Regions from separate parts of the Homo sapiens genome. Here region 1 is linked to region 2. The links are chromatin loops, found by intact Hi-C in ENCODE. Cell type or tissue: K562. All regions are shown on one strand. Each heading gives the region's core, and the rest is flanking DNA. Links, peaks and the distances in the headings are about the cores only.

The links. A loop is a pair of places that touch in the nucleus more often than their neighbours do. Peaks named below come from ENCODE experiments on the same cell type or tissue, not always from the same donor. Only the 100,000 strongest peaks of a DNase experiment are listed, where the experiment ranks them.
Region 1: it touches region 2 in a loop (2.6-fold over the local background); 3 of 110 quality-filtered maps call a loop at or near these places.

The regions. Positions count from the first base shown.
Region 1 is chr9:76,414,645-76,424,061 of GRCh38, forward strand. It overlaps a transcript of GCNT1 not described here and the pseudogene H3P32. Among named protein-coding and RNA genes, the nearest start is that of RFK, 25 kb to the left of the region's middle. RefSeq lists an enhancer at 2,641-3,222. In K562, for the core only: a CTCF peak has its summit at 5,347 (motif pointing left); no DNase peak of the experiment used is centred there.
Region 2 is chr9:76,355,530-76,364,946 of GRCh38, forward strand. It overlaps PCSK5 (proprotein convertase subtilisin/kexin type 5), which reads left to right. Exons shown (of 38, transcript NM_001372043.1): 38 at 2,984-7,446. The coding sequence ends at 3,393. Among named protein-coding and RNA genes, the nearest start is that of RFK, 34 kb to the right of the region's middle. In K562, for the core only: no CTCF peak of the experiment used is centred there; a DNase peak (open chromatin) is centred at 3,992.

The DNA of each region.
Region 1 (9,417 bases), core at 515-8,514, 59 kb after region 2:
AGAACATGTAGGGTGATTTCCAGAAGTTGCCATGGCATTTGTAAACTGTCATGGTGCTAGTGGGAGTGTCTTTTAGCATGCTAATGCATTATAACGAACATATAATGAGAAGTGAGGACAACCAGAGGTCACTTTCATCTCCATCTTGGTTTCGGTGAGTTTTGGCTGGCTTCTTTACCACATCCTGTTTCATCAGTAGGGTCTTTACAACCTCTGACGTGTGATACCAGTCCTGTTCACCTCCAGTCTTATCCTGTGAATAAGAATGCCTAACCTCCTGGGATGGCAGCCAAGCAGGTCTGGGCTTTATTTTACGTAGCTCCTATTCAAGATGGAGTTGCTCTCCTTTAAATGCCTCTGGCACTATAATTAGGTCTTAGGCATTTAGTAAGCCTTTATGTGCCCTTTAGCTGTGAACTTTTTTTTTTCCTTGAGACAGAGTCTCATTCTGTTGCCCAGGCTGGAGTGCAGTGACACGATCATGTCTTACTGTACCTTGATTTCCTAGGCTCAGGTGATACTTCCACCTCAGCCTCCTGTGTAGCTGGGGCTACAGGCACGCACCACATACCTGGCTAATTTTTGTATTTCTTGTGGAGACAGAGTTTCACCATGTTGCTCAGGCTGGTCTTGAATTCCTGGGCTCAAGCAATCCACTTGTCTCAGTCTTGGTAAGTATTGGGATTACAGGCATGAGTCACCACACCTGACCTTGACGGTGAACTTCACATACTGTCTCTGCCCCTTGGATTTTTCCCCCCACCTTAGGTGGGACAGGATGGCTAGTGGAAGCTGGAATTAAGTCTCACATATTTGTCAGAGTCCTATGCATACATATGTAATTAAGATGATTTTTCTCTTGTTAATTTATCATCTGTCAATTTAATTCATGGCCTAGCCAAAGAACCTAGAAGGGTAGAGGGAAGCCATTTCCCCTCCCATGAAAAGCAAGAGTAGAGCAGTGTGTACAGTTTTCTATTTACATAACCAGATATAAAATGGGATTCTATCTTTGTTTTAACAAAGCATCAATAAAATAATTATTCAATGCCAAAGCACATGTGAAACAGATCTTCCACATGTAGAATTCACAAAGAAAGTTATTGACAACTAATTACACAATGCTTGGGCCCCCTCTATCCCCAGAAAACACAAGAAAAACCCAAAACCCTGAGACTTCCTGTTTGTCTTTCCATTGTGATTTTGTATGGTGTGCCCACAAATCATTATTCAATGTTTTTTTGTTCCACTGCCAAGATTGCTCTCATGCTTCCTGGTAATCACAGGGGCTGAAGCAGCAGCCAACTATTATTGATATGGACAGGAGGCAGGGAAATACTGAATAGAAGAGGGCAGTTCCCTGGCAAAGGCCCTACCCACAAGCCTGGGCCCACAGCCCTAAATGAGAACTTCACATCCCTGTTTTCCCACTCCAATGTTGCTTTTTCCAAAACTGCCCTGGCCCATCATACCCCCCATCCCATACCCATAAAAACCTCAAATTCCACTTACAGACAAGCAGAGTGTCATGGCAGAGAAGGAAAGAAGAGAAGAAGCATCTGACTGTCGAGATGAGTTTGGCCAGGGACGGCTGAACTCCAGGGGGAAGATTATCTTCCCACTCCATCCCCTTTCCAGCTGCCCATCCCACTAAGAGCCACCTCCTTCACTCAGTAAAACCTCTGCATTCACCATCCTTCAAGTCCATGTGACCTGATTCTTCCTGGATGCCAGACAAGGACCAGGATACCAAGAGGGCAGAGAGTAAAATGCTGTCGTGCTGACTCTCCTCTGAGCCAGTTAACACTTAGCCATCCATGAATGGCAACTGCTAAAAGAGCATTAATTGTAACACACCCCTAGATGCTGCCATAGGGCCAGAGCCCAGAAGTGCTTGCCCCAGCCTTGGCACCTGCTTGCCTGCACGCTCCCCCTCCTGCAAGGGGTTTGAGTGGGGGGCTGAGTAAGCGAACCACACCCCTGTTGCAAGTCCCACGAAGGGATCCAGGGAACTCTCCAGTCTCACTACGTATTTAACTAACACTATGGCATAAATTCTTCTTTTAATTTTAAGTTTTGAATAAGATGAAAAAGCTTTTTTGTGATACTTAGGAATTAAGAAGATATGATCTGGCTGGGTGCAGTGGCTCACGCCTGTCATCCCAGCGCTTTGAGAGGCTGAGGCGGGTGGATCACTTGAAGTCAGGAGTTCAAGACCAGCCTGGCCATCATGGTGAAACCCTGTCTCTACTAAAAATACAAAAAATTAGCTGGGTGTGGTGGTGGGCACCTGTAATCTCAGCTACTTGGGAGGCTAAGGCAGGAGAATCATTTGAACCTGGGAGATGGAGGTTGCAGTGAGCCAAGATTGTGCCACACTCCAGCCTGGGTGACAGAGCCAGACTCTGTCTCAGAAAAAAAGAAGATATGATAAAAAATGTGTCACTTATCTGCCTTAAATCTAAACAATGAGTTAAGAAATGTTTTCTTTGAAATAGTTTATAGTTATTTATGAAGCTCATGAAATTATTTGCTTTAATAACTATGGGTGAAATAAATGTAATCCTACCTCAGTGCCTTCTTCAAAATTATAATTCAGAGGTTATGGACATAAAAATGCCATCTCCGCAGTAAATGAAGTTGACAAATATTCAACAAAATGTGCCCTAGTCTTTTTTTACCCACCTGAGTATGTATCACAATGTAGTGTTGGAAGGAAAATTTTCCTCTACCCACTAGTTTCAATTGCTTGGGGGCCTGAAGATTAACTGACAATAGATGGATGAACAGAACAAGAATTATTTATACATGCACTCATTACTCAGTAAGGAGTAACTGGATAAGAAGCCAGAGGTAAATGTTTTTACGTCAACTGAACAAAACAGGGAGGAGTTAAAACTTCAAAGGGGAAGAATGAAAGGTACTGTTGGCTTTTCTGATGTTAATAGCTAGCTGAATTCACACTTCAGTATTCTCCCAACAGGAAACTCCTTTGGTGGGTGGGGGAGCCAAAGGCATCTGTATTTTCAGGAGGCCCTGCTTAAGTTTGGATAATGTTTATTTCTGTAGCTGCTGGTTGTACAGGCATTTTCAGTTTAAAATAATTTTCATATCACTTTTGTAGGCCATTAATTTCTTCAGTAATTTCTCAGCAACTCATAGCACCCCAGTAAGATCATGGCAAAGCTCACACATCACCCACCTGTATGATTGTAGAGGGGCCAAGGGAAAGCGTCCGTCATCCTGTTAAGGGTTTGTTGAAAATTGTTGATGAAAAGAGTGAAACTTTGTAAAATATTTAAGAGATTTATTCTGAGCCAAATAGAAGTGACCATAGCCCATGACACAGCCCTCAGAAGACCCTGAGAACATGTGCCCAAGGTGGTCGGGGTACAGCCTAGTTTTATACATTTTAGGGAGACATGAGACATCAATCAAATACACGTAAGGTATACATTGGTTCAGTCCAGAAAGGTGGGACAACTCCAAGTGGGCAGAGAGGGGAGGAGGGGTTCCAGGTTATAGGTACATTTAAAATATTTTAGATTGGCAATTGGTTGAAAGAACTACTATCAATAGAAAGGAATATTTGGGTTACAATAAGAGGTTGTGGAAACCAAAGTTTTATCATGCTGAGAAAGCCTCCAGGTAACAGACTTTGGAGAAAACAGATTGTAAGTGTTTCTTACTAGACTTAAAGTCTGTGTTGATTGTACATGCTGGTCAACTTTTTCTGAATTCCAAAAGGGAGGAGGGTATAATGAGGCATGTCCCACCCTCTCTTCCCATCATGGCTTGCACCAGGTTTTCAGGTTAATGTTGGAGTGCCCTGGCTGAGAGGAGGGGGTCTATTCAGACGGTTGGTTGGTGGGCCTTAGAATTTTATTTGTGGTTTACAAAATGAACTGACAAAAGGCAGATTAAAAAGCAGAAAAAGGCATACAAAATTTATTTAACATGCATAAACATGAGGGAATTGCAGGGGTAGGATTACCCAATAACCCAAATGAGGTCCAGTTGCTTACATACTCTTGTTCACAGGGGAAGGGGAGTTGAGGGTGTAACAATTTTGAGGGGCAGCAAATGATTTTTAGGGGAAATGAATGAACCTGGGAGACAGGAATTAATCTGTAAGTTATTCTCTTTAGAATTTGAATGAGCCTGAAAGGCAGACATTGTTTTGTGAAAAAATTCATCCAGGTGTGGTTACATTACTCAGTCTTCTTTTCTGTGATAGGTAATGAGATTTCGGAGAGGGGATGGAAGGCAATTGTGTTTTCTTTGTGGGTCCAGTCTTAAAGGTGATAAAGGAATATCAGAGAAGAGCCTCATCCTGTGCCTTGGGAGAGACAAAATGTTAGTGGAGGCTGGAGGGGGGTGTCAGAGAGACCTCGAGGCTGCTTCTTTTAGTTCAGTATACCAAAACACCATATTTTGGGGTATCACTTTTCTGAGTCCCAACATTGCCTCCTCTATGGCTGCATAATCTGTATAACATCAACAGTCATTCTTTCTTTCGATTCTCAGTGCTTAATCCCTTATAGCCCCCATCCCAATCATCACCATCTTATTTACATGATTATTGGCTGTCACAATCCCCCTCCAGAATATACACTCCATGACAACAGACTTTGTCCATCTTCATTACTGTGTCACCAGAGCTAATACCATGTCTGGCACAGGGTTGTTACTAAATACATATTGGTTGGTAAAATAAATGGAAAATAAATAGTTTAAAGTGTAAGCTGGGCGTAGTGGGTCATGTTTGTAATTCCAGCACTTTGGGAGGCCAAGGCGGGAGAATCGCTTGACCCCAGGGGTTCAAGACCACCTGAGCACCATGGCGAGACCCCCGTCTCTACGAAAATTAGCCAGGCATGGGGTGTGGCTGTAGTCCCAACTACTCAGGAGGTTGAGGTGAGAGGATCCCTTGAGCCCAAGATGTCTAGGCTGCAGTGAGCCAATATCATGCGACTACACTCCAGCCTGGGGGACAAATTGAGACCCTGTGTCAAAAAAATAAAAAAGAAAGAGAAAGGGAAAGAAAAAATGTAAAGCAATGTTTCCATCTGGAGCAGTGGTGGAGATCATACTGCTACATTGTGACTTAACAGAATTGAATCCTGACATAAAATGTACTGTCTAAAAATAACATTTACTAAATAAGTTGAGCAGCCACCACACAGTTGCTACTCTCTAACACCAGCACCTCTATCTTGCTGAGCTCCAGCCAAAGAAGGAAGGTAAGTCAGGAGGTGTCTCCTACTTACCATGGCTCCTACAAAGCTGGCACCCGGAAAACATCTGGCTACAAATGCCTTTCCCAAGAGTGCACCCTCTACTGGAGAAATGAAGAAACCTTAGCATTACAGGCTTGATACTGTGGCACTCCATGAAATTAGATGTTATCAAAAGTCCACCAAATTTCTGATTTGCAAACTTTCATTCCAGTACCTGATATTAGAAATTGCTTAGGACTTCAAAACAGATTTGTGTTGCCAGAGCACAGCTATTGGAAGCAAGTGAGGTCTATTGTAGGAAGCAAGTGTGGTCTATCATGTGGGACTTCCACCCTGGGTGCTCTCTGTATCAAATGTGTAACAGTGTTTTTTGTTTGTTTTTATATTTCATTTCTATTTATATTTTTAGAGACAAGGCTTTGCTCTGTCACCCAAGCTGGAGTGCAGTGGCGTGATCATAGCTCACTGCAGCCTTGAACTCCTGGGCCAAGTAATCCTCCTCCCTTAGCCTCCCGAGAAGCCGGGATTACAGACACACACTACCAGGCCTGGCTAATTAAAATAAATTATTTAGAGAGAGGGGTCTTGCTATGTTGCCCAGTCTGGCCTTGAACTCCTGGGCTCAAGCAATTCTCCAGGCTCAGCCTCCCATTTAGCTGGGATTGCAGGCACAAGCCACCACACCCAGCCCAAAGTATAACAGTTATGACTAAAGACATCCAGCTAGCATGCTACATAGATTGAGAATATGTTTAAGAATCTACTATGGCTGAGTGTGGTGGCTCACACCTGTAATCCCAGCACTTTGGGAGGCGGAGCCAGGAGGATCAATTGAGCTCAGGAGTTTAAGATCAGCCTGAGCAACATAGCAAGACCTCTTCTCTACTAAAAATAATTTTAAAAAAATAGCCAGGCTTGGTGGCATGCAGCTGTGGTCCCAGGTACTTGGGAGGCTGAGGCAGGAGGATGGCTTGAGGCCAGAAGTTCAAGATTGCAGTGAGCTAAAATCACACCACTGCACTCCAGCCTGGGTGACAGAACAAGACCCTATCTCAAAAGGAAAAAAAAAAAAAAAAAGAATCCACTATGAAAGGAAACATTTCATTCTCAAAACAAACAAATGAAAAATCCTCTCATCTTCCTGTTAGTGGTGGTTCTGAATGTTTGATATTTTTTCCTCATGGGGTCAAAAAGTACCTAAGTATATAAATGCAAGTGGAAAAATAGGGGATAGAAATCAGATATTGACAGTTTTACCATTTTCACTTGTGTGCGAATTGTTAATATGAATGTGGAAATATAAAGCACTGAGGCAAATCAAAATGTTTTATTAAACAAGTGTCAGCAATTCACCTTTATAACAATTATAAATAAACTTGTTAGATTTTCCTGGACAATGCCAGCATTTGGATTTTTACAAATAAGTAAATGTTGGCTGGGCACAGTGGCTCACACCTGTAATCCTAGCATTTTCGGAGGCCAAGTCGGGCAGATCACACGAGGTCAGGAGTTTAAGACCAGCCTGGCCAACATTGTAAAACCCCATCTCTATTTAAAAAAAATACAAAAATTAGCTGACCATGGTGGTGTGTGCCTGTAGTCCCAGCTACTAGGGAGGCTGAGGCACGATAATTGCTTGAACCCAGGAGGGAGGCTGAGTGAGCCGAGATGGAGCCATTGCCCTCCAGCCTGGATGAGAGAGCAAGGCCCTGTCTCAAAAAAAAAAAAAAAAAAAAAACCACAACAAAAAACAACCCACACAATTTAATGTCTTATTGATGGCAACTCAATTTGTTTGTAGGTTGTTTTTTTTTTTTTTTTTTTTTTTGGAAATGGTCTCACTTTGTCATCCAGGGTGAAGTGCAATGGCTCAATCACAGCTGTCTGCAGCCTCCACCTCCTGGGCTCAAACAATTCTCCTTCCTCAGCCTCCCAAGTAGCTGGGACTACACATGCAAGCCACCACACCCGACTAATTTTTGTGTTTTTTGTAGAGCCAGGGTTTTACCGTTATGTTAGTTCATTCTTAGGCTGCTATGAAGAAATATCCAGGACTGGGTAATTTATAAAGAAAAGAGGTTTAATTGACCCACAGTTCTGCATGGCTGGGGAGGCCTCAGGAAACTTACAATCATGGTGGATGACACCTCTTCACAGGGCAGCAGGAGAGAGAATGAGTGCAAGAAGGGGAAACAGCAGAAGCTTATAAAACCATCAGATTTCATGAGAACTCACTCACTGTCATGAGAACAGCATGGGAGAAACCACCCCCATGATTCAATTATTAATACCTCCCACCGGGTCCCTCTCACGACACATGGAGATTATGGGAATTAAAATTCAAGATGAAATATGAGTGGGAACACAGCCACACCATATCAGCCATGTTGCCCAAGATGGTCTCGAACTCCTGAGCTCAAGAGATCCACCCGCCTCGGCCTCCCAAAGTGCCAGGATTACAGGTGTGAACCACGGCACTCAGCAGTAGCATCTTAATCTACGGTATATTTCATCCATTCACTATGCAGATAGATAGTTCTTGATTTATGTTAATTTTATTTATAATTTTTTGGCTTTATTATGGTGGAACAATGATATGCATTCAGTAGAAACCATACTTTGAGTACCTATACAACCATTCTGGTGTTTTTTGTTTTCATTTTGTTTTGGTTTTTTTGAGACAGGGTTTTGCTCTATCACCCAAGCTTGAGTGCAGTGGTGTGATTATGGCTCACTGCACTCACTGCAGCCTTGACCTCCTAGGCTCAAGTGATCCTCCCACCTCAGCCTCCAGAGTAGCTGGAACTACAGGTGCATGCCACCATGCCCAGCTAATTTTTGTATTTTTTGTAGAGACTAGGTTTCTCCATGTTGCCCAGGCTGGTCTCAAACTCCTGGGCTCAAGCAGTCTGCCTGCCTCAGCCTCCCAGATTGCTGGGATCATAGGCATGAGTCACTATGCCTGGCCTAACCATTATTTTTTTCACTTTTAGTACAATATTCAATAAATTACATGAGATATTCAACACTATTATAAAATAACCTTTGTGTTCAATGATTTTGCCCAATGGTAGACTAATGTAATAAGTATTCTGAGCACATTTAAGTTAACCTAGGCTAAACTATGATCCTCAGCAGGTTAGGCATATTAAATGTATTTTTGACTTAAGGTATTTTCAATTTATGATGGATTTAGCAGGACATAACCCCATTGTAAACTGAGAAATATCTATACTTTTCTAACTTAGTCGTCCATGATCACCACCACCATTGCCATCACCCTTGCCATTAGGCATCATGTTTTCCTCCTTGGAGGTTGCCGTGGTTTAAATGTGTCCCCCAAAGTTCATGTGTTGGAAACTTAATCCCTAATGATGCAATGCTGTTGGGAAGTGGGGCCTAATTGGAGGTGTTTTGGTCATGAGAATTCCAACGTCATGAATGAATTAATGCCAATTATAAAAAGGCTGACACTGTGAGCTCATTCTCCTGCTCTCTTGCACCCTCCCTTTGCCTTTCCCCCATGGGATGATGCAGCAAAAAGGCCCTTGCAAGATGCTGGCCCCATGACCTTGAACTTCCTAGTCTTCAAAACTGTAAGCCAATAAATTTCTGTTTATTATAAATTATCCAGTCTCATGGATTCTGTTATAACAGCACAAAACAGACTAAAACAGAGGTCAGTCATCACAGTTACCAGTTTTGGCAAGCTTTTAATGAACAAAAGAATCACTTAATTTGTACTGCAAAATGGCATGTTTCCTGCAGATCTGCAATGAGAAAGGAACAGATGATGTTACGCTTTTTTTCTCAAGCTTCCATGAGATGGGGATTCAACAACTCTTCTAGGAATAATATAAGCTATGACATAGTTTGATGAAATCCATAGAAGTGAATTGATTTAATGCCATCATTAAAATTTCCACTGTAGAATGGCAAGGAATTTATTGAGATAGTATCCTTTTTGTTGTTGGTGTTTCTAAATACAATCTGAAATAATTTGTTAGATCAAAGGCTTGCTTTTCCTTGAACCTGACAGAGTTGGTTCACAGTAAAATTTACCACATCAGAACTATTTGTTGACATATTACTTTCTACCTTGCATTCAGCACTAGATGCTAGAGATTACAAAGAATGGTTTGCCTTGGAATCAAAGGTGTAGCAATTGACTGTGTAA
Region 2 (9,417 bases), core at 484-8,483:
GTCCAGAAGTAGATAATTTCCTTGGGGTTCAGAAGTGACATTCACTGACAAAAAGCGATGCCATATTTGTGAGTTGGTCTATTTGTAAGTAAAGAAAATCCCAGACCCATAACTGCTACCAGCCATTTCTTTTTTATTTTTGATTAGCATTTTCTTTCTTTCTTTCTTTCTTTTTCTTTTTCTTTTTTTGTTTTGACAGAGTGTGGCTCTGTCACCCAGGCTGGAGTGCAATGGCACAATCTCGGCTCACGGCAACCTCTGTCTCCTGGGTTCAAGCTATTCTTCTACCTCAGCCTCCAGAGTAGCTTGGATTACAGGTGCCCACCACCACACCCGGCTAATTTTTGTATTTTTAGTACAGAAGGGGTTTCACCATGTTGGCCAGACTGGTCTTGACCTCCTGACCTCAGGTGATCTGCCCACCTCAACCTCCCAAAGTGCTGAGATTATAGGCGTGAGCTACCGCGCCTGGCTTGATCAGCATTTTCAATTGGGTTTTAAGTATCATCTTTCCAAAAACGTTTTCCTTCTTTCAGCTTTCCCACCCCCACGAGCAGCTGGTTTTCCCTGTTCTTCATACACACCTACATTCAGGGTCTGATTGCCTAATATCCATTCTGTGTCAGCTAAGAATAATAACTCTCACAACATTAATGCCTTTAAATGAAACCAGAAGTTTGTGCATGTTGCATGCAGAGTTTCTGAAAGACTGTTCCAACTAAGAACTATCTCGTCAGCTTTCCTGGTCCCCCTGCAGCTCTTGAAGAGCCACCTGCAGCAATCTGCGAAAGTATAAATGCTCTTGATTACCTGATCCTTCTTTACAGAGACACTCTGCCCCTTCAAAGAAACCATATCACAAAGGCTAACCCTGACTCTGCAGACCTGGGATGGAGAATAGTAAGCAAGGCATGACTGCATATGGCACCCTAGTAATTCAAACAACCTCAAAAGGTTTTCATATTGATTCTACTGCTTCAGGCAGTATTTATCTCACAGTACCACACACAGATTGCTTATCAATCTCTCCAATGCTTTAATGTTTTCTCCAGGGAAAAATTCTATGCTGAACTTGCTAATGATTAATGTAATAATGATAGGGCTGTTACTTTAGAAGAAGAAACTCGGCTTGATAGGTAAAATCCCATGAGAATGAAAATTATGATAAAATAGAAAACTTCTTTCTCACTAGCAAAAAAGAAAGAGAAATACATAGTCATGATGTATCAGATCTAATTGATCAATATTTAATAAGCAAAAAGCATTGCACCTTGGCAGCAGTGTTATATTCATTTATCTAGAATGAATATACCTAGAATGTACCTGTGTAGGATGTACCTAGAATTGCTCATGAAATTATCCCTTGAACACGAGAGATCCAAGAAGTTCAACAAATATTTATGAAAAACCTACCGTGTAACTCAGCTTGTACATCCAACATGGCCTCATGGCCTGATAGTTTTTTCTCTGGTTCTTTCATACTCCCATGTGGTGGGTTAAAGAATAGAAAAAAAATAGACATATTACCCAAATCATACCACCTGGAAAAATGAATAAGAAGTAAGAAAAATGAGCTCATCCTCATCACTAAAGTTACAGTTGAATCTTTCCTTCCATGAAACTGTTTTGGTTACTCCATATTCTCAATCAAGGCATCAAAACAGAGGCTGATGGATGACAGGGGTTGGAACTCCGGATTTCAAAACTCTTAATAATGGCTGGATGTGGTGGCTCATGCCCCAGAACTTTGGGAGGCCGAGGGTGATCACCTGAGGTCAGGAATTCAAGACCAGCCTGGCCAACATGGTGAAACCCCATCTCTACTAAAAATACAAAAATCAGCCAGGCATGGTGGTGTGCACCTGTAGTCCTAGCTACACAGGAGGCTAAGGCATGAGAATTGCTTGAGCTTGGGAGACAGAGGCTGCAGTGAGCCGAGCTATTGTGCTACTGCACTCCAGCCTGGGTGACAGAGCGAGACTCCATCTCAAAAAAAAAAACTCTTAATAATGATAGAAAAAAATTCCCTATCATTCAAGTTGATAGGATTTAAAGATAGTACTTCTTTTTCTGCCAGGCTAGGAGCATAAAACTCCAAGAAGCCAAAGAACTGTTGTCAGAGCCTTTTGTCCTAATGTCTTTAGACTGTAGCATGGAGCTAGGATTCCTGGATTTGAATTCTGATTGCTCCACAAATAAGGTCTTGTCTCTGACAATGTGACAATTCACTTCCTCTCGATGGACTTTAGTTTCCTCAAATGTCAAACAACAAATTGGCCTAAGTAATTTCTAAGGCCCCACATGGCTCTCAGAGTCAGTAGTTTTATAAATTATCTGCTCTTGCCCTTAAGTGGTGGGACAGTCATGTTGGCCCAGACTTAAGGGTACCTTGGGAGAGGACTCAGTCTTAGAAAAGAAGTTGGAATTGGGAAAGAAAATAGAGCATTTAGCAATAACTAAAGCTTAGTCCAAGATGAAGTATTTTCTTAGGAGGGAAATAGAAGAATCAGTTGATAATGTTGGACACCTGGTGACTGACCTACGAGGTATGGGGATAAGGGAACTCCCTTTGGATGGCAAACTGACCTTCTTTCTAGAAGGATTTATTGGCTTCATCAGACATAGGCTAGGATTCTCACGGGGTACATACTCCAATTTTATACAGTGGTATGCCTTCTAGGAAAATCAGAGACAGGCCGGGTGCGGTGGCTCACGTCTGTAATCCCAGCACTCTGGGAGACCAAGGTGGGAGGATCTCTTGAGCCCAAGAGTTTGAGACCAGCCAGGGCAACATAGTGAGATGCTGTCTCTACAAAAAAATTAAAATTAAAATTAAAAACAGAGGAAAATCAGAGACAGTGATTCTACCATTTTCAATTTTTAAAATAAAGGTGAAATTCTTTACCTCAGAAACTAATTTTCTCTATTCTATTTCTTTCACTTTTTCCCTCTTGCCTCTTCCTTTGAGGTCTTCTTCCAACAGACGAATGCATCCTTCGAACAAGCAAGGTTAGGCCTGCAACTGAGCATTTCAAGACAGCTCTGTTCATCACCTCCTCCATGATGCTGGTGCTTCTGCTCGGGGCAGCTGTGGTAGTGTGGAAGAAATCTCGTGGCCGAGTCCAGCCAGCAGCAAAGGCCGGCTATGAAAAACTGGCCGACCCCAACAAGTCTTACTCCTCCTATAAGAGCAGCTATAGAGAGAGCACCAGCTTTGAAGAGGATCAGGTGATTGAGTACAGGGATCGGGACTATGATGAGGATGATGATGATGACATCGTCTACATGGGCCAGGATGGCACAGTCTACCGGAAATTTAAATATGGGCTGCTGGATGACGATGACATAGATGAGCTGGAATATGATGACGAGAGTTACTCCTACTACCAGTAAACAGGCACTCCCCCACCAACACCACCATTCCACTCTCAGGCATGCCTGTGAGCATCACTGTTTTTGGTTTTATCCCCACACCAGGCTGATGTGTGAGTTTTTCTATTTGTCTTCTTTAACCATGAGTCCAACCAGAATATGTAAGAATGATGAAATACTTTGTTCTTCTTTTGAGTGGCTAAACTCAATTAACAGTTCCTGTTCAACCGTAATTGAAGAGCAAGGATAAAATTCAGAGGCATTTTCCTCAAAATAATGTGTTAAGACACAAAAATGAAGGAAGTGAAAACAAATGAGATTTGTACAAACTCTTCTATGTGATTTTAAAAAAAGGACAGCAGATCTATAGAAATTCTGTTTCCGAGCTGCATTGTGGAGGTGTCTGCTGCCTCCTGGTATTCTAATTTTTCTTTATCTAATTTTGGGGATAATGGAGGTACAAAGGAGTTGTTGGTTTGGTGGTGTTTTTCTTCCCTTTAGCTGTCTTTAGGCAGAAATTTGTTTTGTAAGGGCCAAGAAAAGAGGGCTCTTATCAATTGACTCCAGGCCACCCCTGGTGAGCAGAAGAGACCACCTGGGCTGGGCTGCTCAGGACCTACTTGAGATAAGGGAAGAAAAGAGAAGGTGCATCATAGCTGAGGAGCCATGAGGTCACCCCAGGCCCTAGTTCCTCCGCAGGAATCCAGAGTCACAACAATTCTAAAGGCAGAGCAAGCCCAGCGAGAAAGAAATAACTGAATTTCCAGGAACTGCACTCTCATGATTTTCTGGGTACTTTTCGCCTGGGAGACATCAGCTAAGACATCGAATAATAAAAGAAAAATGGCAGTGTTAACCTAACATAAAATGGAATAAAATGACAAACACTTCATCCGCTCTAAAAAATTCAGAGCTTTCCTTCATCAACAACCCATCACAAAACCGTGGACTCTCAATAGAAAGAGTTGGAATAGAGTCTAACATGGAAAAAAAAAAATCCCAATATGCTGCTCACAAGCTGTACTCTAGCTGCTGACCAGCCTTCCAGCACTGCTCATCACTATGATTTTTGTTTCTAGACTTCCTAGGCTTCCTTTTTTCCATTCTTCTGTCAAGTGTATTCTTGGATTCATGCAACTGAGGACAGTTTTTGTCCAGATTGTAACACAGAGAAGGGCTCTTGCTATGCAAAATGATGTTGGCAGGGTCTTACAGATTTCCTTGTCAAAATAGACCTTACAGGCAGTACTAGAAATGGAGCACCAGAAAGCAAAAATGACATTTTCAGAGAATGATGATAATTATAATCTATTGCACACCTACTACCAGATAACAAGCTAAGTAATTCCCCCCCAAAAATGCCCCACTTATCCATTTTGGTACTTACCATACTCCCATGAGGTTGGTATTGCTATTATTCTGTTCTTGTAGGAAACCTGAGGCTTACAAGAGGTTAGGTAACTAGTCCAAGGTCATGCAAAGCTCAACAAAATTCAAGAAAAAAGAATGATCACCCTAAAGCGTGTGTTCTTATAACTATGCTACTGAAATAAGGTGGGAAAATAAGCATCCTAAATATAATTAAAGTCATGCCTATTGTTTTAGTCTATAATATCAATGTTATCTTTACTAAATTCATGGATTTTCTTTTTTTAACATAATGTATCACTGACACAGAAAATCTTTATGAAGAAGTCTTCAGTTTACTAAAGGCTTGTGCTTCTTTAGAGGAAAGCTCTTAAAACAGGGTTGACAAACAGTCTCTGGAAAGAGCCAGCTAGTAAGTACATTAGGCTTTCTTGGCCAGAAAGTCTCTGTCATAACCACTCAGCTCTGCTATTATAGCATGAATGCAGCTGGTACATAACGGATGGGTGAGCTGTGCTTCAATAAAACCTTATTTATGGACACTGACATTTGAAATTCAGGTAATTTTCACATATTATAAAATTTTATTCTTCTTTTGATTTTTTTCAACCTTTTAAAATTTAAAAATGCAAAAGCTATTCTCAGTTCACAGCATTACAAGAACAGGTGGTGGGTCAGATTTGGCCAACAGGCTGTACTTTGCTGACTTTATCTTTAAAACAGTTTTCAGAGATCATACATGTACATGTATGATATGCCTCCAAAAATTTTGATCATTTAAAATTATCTCCTTGGCCAGGCGTGGTGGCTCATACCTCTAATCCTAGCACTTTGGGAGACTGAGGCAGGCAGATCACCTGAAGTCAGGAGTTTGATACCAGCTTAGCCAACATGGTGAAACCCCATTTCTACTAAAAATACAATAAAAATCTGGGCATGTTGGTGCACACCTGTAATCCCAGCTACTCAGGAGGCTGAGGCAGGCAAATCACTTGAGCCCGGGAGGCAGAGGTTGCAGTGAGCGGAGATGGCACCATTGCACTCCAGCCTGGGTGACAGAGCAAGACTCCATCTCAAAAAATAAGTAACTAACTAACTAACTAAATAAATAAATAAATAAAATTATCTCCTTGCCAGGACTGCTGGCTCATGCCTGTAATCCCAGCACTCTGGGAGGCTAAGGCAGGAGGATTGCTGACCCACCACCTGTTCTTGAGCCCAGGAGTTCGACATCAGCCTTGGACAACATAGTGAGACTCCCGTGTCTACAAAAAATTTAAAAATTAGCCAGGCATGGTGGCAAGTGTCTGTAGTCTCAGCTACTCAGGAGGCTAAGGTGGAAGGATCACTTGAACCCGGGAGGTCGAGGCTGCAGTGAGCTGTGATCTTGCTATTGCACTTCAGCCTGAATGACAGAGCTAAGACCCTGACTCAAAATAAATAAATAACATTATCTCTTCAAAATGTATCTGAAGCCCTGATAGTTCTACTTTCAATTCTTAGAAACATATAAAAATATATGCATGATAGCCATCATATCAATGGAAGACTTTCTCACCTCTGTGGTTGCAGTTAGCTTACAAAAACGAGCAATTTTGCTTATACTGTGTTGTTCATCTTCCTTGTTAATTCTAAAGCTCTGATAGACTGAGTTTGACATTTCTTTCTGTAAACTGGAAATTGTTTTCTATGAAAAAAAAACTCTATGATACACAGTTAAAGATTGGTTGAGGTTGAGATGAACTTCAATACTAAGAAAAATTGTGGTGTTCCTCTGTGTGGCCTGCAATGAAAAGAAGGCTCATGCTTGTGTATTGAGGTTTGACATCTTTCCTTCTTTGTTTTTAGTCATGCAACGTCATTCTTAGATGGCTTTTGAATACTATGCTAATGACTATCTAAATAGATAAATATGTGATTGGAAAACAAAGTCACCTTTTAGTTTTCTACTTGGAAATATTAAGAGAATCCTTGTAGACTGGAAACACACCAAAAGGCTGGGTAAAGCATGGGAGGTTCCAGTTAATAGAAAGTAATTTTAAAATTGGAAATAAAATTAAATCAAGACCAGATAATGCTATGGAGACTTACTTATTAAATAACTTTCTGAGCATTTTTATGTGCTTAGCATTACATTTTCCAAGTAAGAGATACACAACAAGAGTGCTATTTTTTCTTCTTTTTATCTTCCTACACTCAAAGACCAAGCTAGCTTTATCAATTCTGAATTTTCTCTCCTAAAAATCAGCTCAATCTGTCTTTCTGCCTCATCAGCACTGCCTCAATCTAAGGGAGGAAACCACCCCTCATATTGTCTTATGCCCAATTTCTGCCTCCAAAGAAAGAAGAAGTAAAAACTAAAAGGCAAAAATGAAATCCACAGGCAGACAGCCCGGCGCTACGCCCTGGGCCTGGCAGTTAAAGATCGACCTCTGACCTAACCGGTTATGTTATCTATAGATTCCAGACATTGTATGGAAGAGCATTGTAAAAATCCCTGTCCTGTGCTGTTTCGTTCTGATTACTGGTGCATGCAGTCCCCAGTCACGTACCCCCTGCTTGCTCAATCGATCATGACCCTCTCACGTGGACCCCCTTAGAGTTGTGAGCCCTTAAAAGGGACAGGAATTGCTCACTCGGGGAGCTCGGCTCTTGAGACAGGAGTCTTGCCGATGCTCCTGGCCGAATAAACTGCTCCTTCTTTAACTCGGTGTCTGAGGAGTTTTGTCTGCGGCTCATCCTGCTATAAATCAGGCCCTCGGTGTTTCTCATCTAGACCACTCATACTTCTTCCTGAAGTATTGTGCAGCTTTAATCTCCTTTTCTTTCTCTCCTGGCGTATTTTCTACCCTGCTATCAAAGGTCATTTCTAAGGTTCCTCAGATAATCCCATTCCGGGGTCCCCGTCACCTACAGTGTTTATGACATTCAAAACTTTGTTACATATGGCCACTGGCTCTGTCTCTGGACTTAGCACCCTCAATTTCCTGGCCCCCTCCTTATTTCCCAGCTTCTCCATTATGCTCCAACAGTACTGAATTGCTTCTAGGCTCTCCAGGATAATATACTGCTATCTCATGCCCTTGGGCACATACTGTTTACTCTCCTTGGAATATTCTTCTCCCACCTTAACCAGCTGGAAAATTCCTGACCTTCCTTGAAAAGTCACATGTCCTTATAACCTCCCCTAGGAAGTCTTCCCTAATTTTTGAGAAAGATAATCACTTTCTCCCATCTCTGCTACCTAGATACTCTGTGCATATAGCTTTTCATATCACCTTGTGATGTAATCGTTAGATTACAAAGCTGTATCCACCGAAAGACTAGGTACTCCTAGAGGCAGCTACTGTTTCTTTTCTAGAACCCAGCACAGTGCCCAGCAATTGTTTAACAATCAAGGATGACTGGTAGAATTGAATTTTAAGAAGACAAGACTCAAAGATATGGAGAAATGATCTAGGCCATATGTTGTATATGCAGTGCACTCCTGTTTAATCCTGACAGTAAATGGTAAGGAGGGGAGGAGGTGGTGCCAGTTACCCATGAAATAGCTACAAATTAGAGCATACAGATGTGGCTTCATGGGAAGATTTGTGCTTAGACTTAATTTGAAAAAGAGGATGGAGGCAGGATTCTTTGAAGAAGGCACTGGAGTTTACCTGACTTTTATGATAATAATTATAACAATCAATTACCAAGTATTTGTTAAGTGTCTAGCATGTGCCCAGCACTATTCTAGTTACTGGAAAAACAGCAACTGGGATCCATCAGATTTGAGTCCTCATGGAACTTTCAATCTAGTTGATACAGGAGCCAGAAAGAAATTATTTAGGCAGATAGTAAGGGTGAGAGAGTCCTCGATAAGATTTCCTTTTAATAAAAAGCAGCCCAAAAAATCATGGTGCAGGCATAGATAAGCAAGCTAAAAGCCTCCATAGGTAAATGCCAGCAGCTGTGCCAATAGAAAAGGGATACCTGGAAGGCAGGTGTATTCAACATGGAGGTTATCTTTTTCCTTTTCTTCATCACCACATGTGCAGTAAAAAAGCAGACAACATGGCACTGGCCAGGTAGAGACCCCATCTTCATAATAAAAGATTAGGATGGGATAGCTATCTTCTTTGCATACTATGCAAATGGTACACCTGGTCCAACCAACCTCTCAGGCCCTATGTAAATCAGACACCACCTCCTCCAGCTCCTCTATAAAATCCTGTGCATTTCACCATGAAACTGGAAGACCCACTTGGGCACCCGGAGAGAGCTATTCTCTTTTCTCTTTCCTCTGTTAAACCTCTGCTCTTAAACTCACTTCTTATGTGTCCGCATCCCCGATTTCCCTGGCATGAGATGACGAACCTCAGGTATTTACCTCAGACAATGATGCTGCTTTATAGTTAGGCAGAAAAAAGTACTGTAACTACCATTTTTAATGACATCTATGGGCCAGGCATAGTCTTTGGCACTTCACTCGTATGATGATCTTATTGACTCCTTACAACACAAATGCTATAAGGTGAGTAATCCCTTATAGCATTTTCTTTTTCAAATTAAGTCCAAGCACAAATCTTCCCATGAAGCCACATCTGTATGCTCTAATTTGTAGCTATTTCATGGGTAACTGGCACCACCTCCTCCCCTCCTTACCATTTACTGTCAGGATTAAACAGGAGTGCA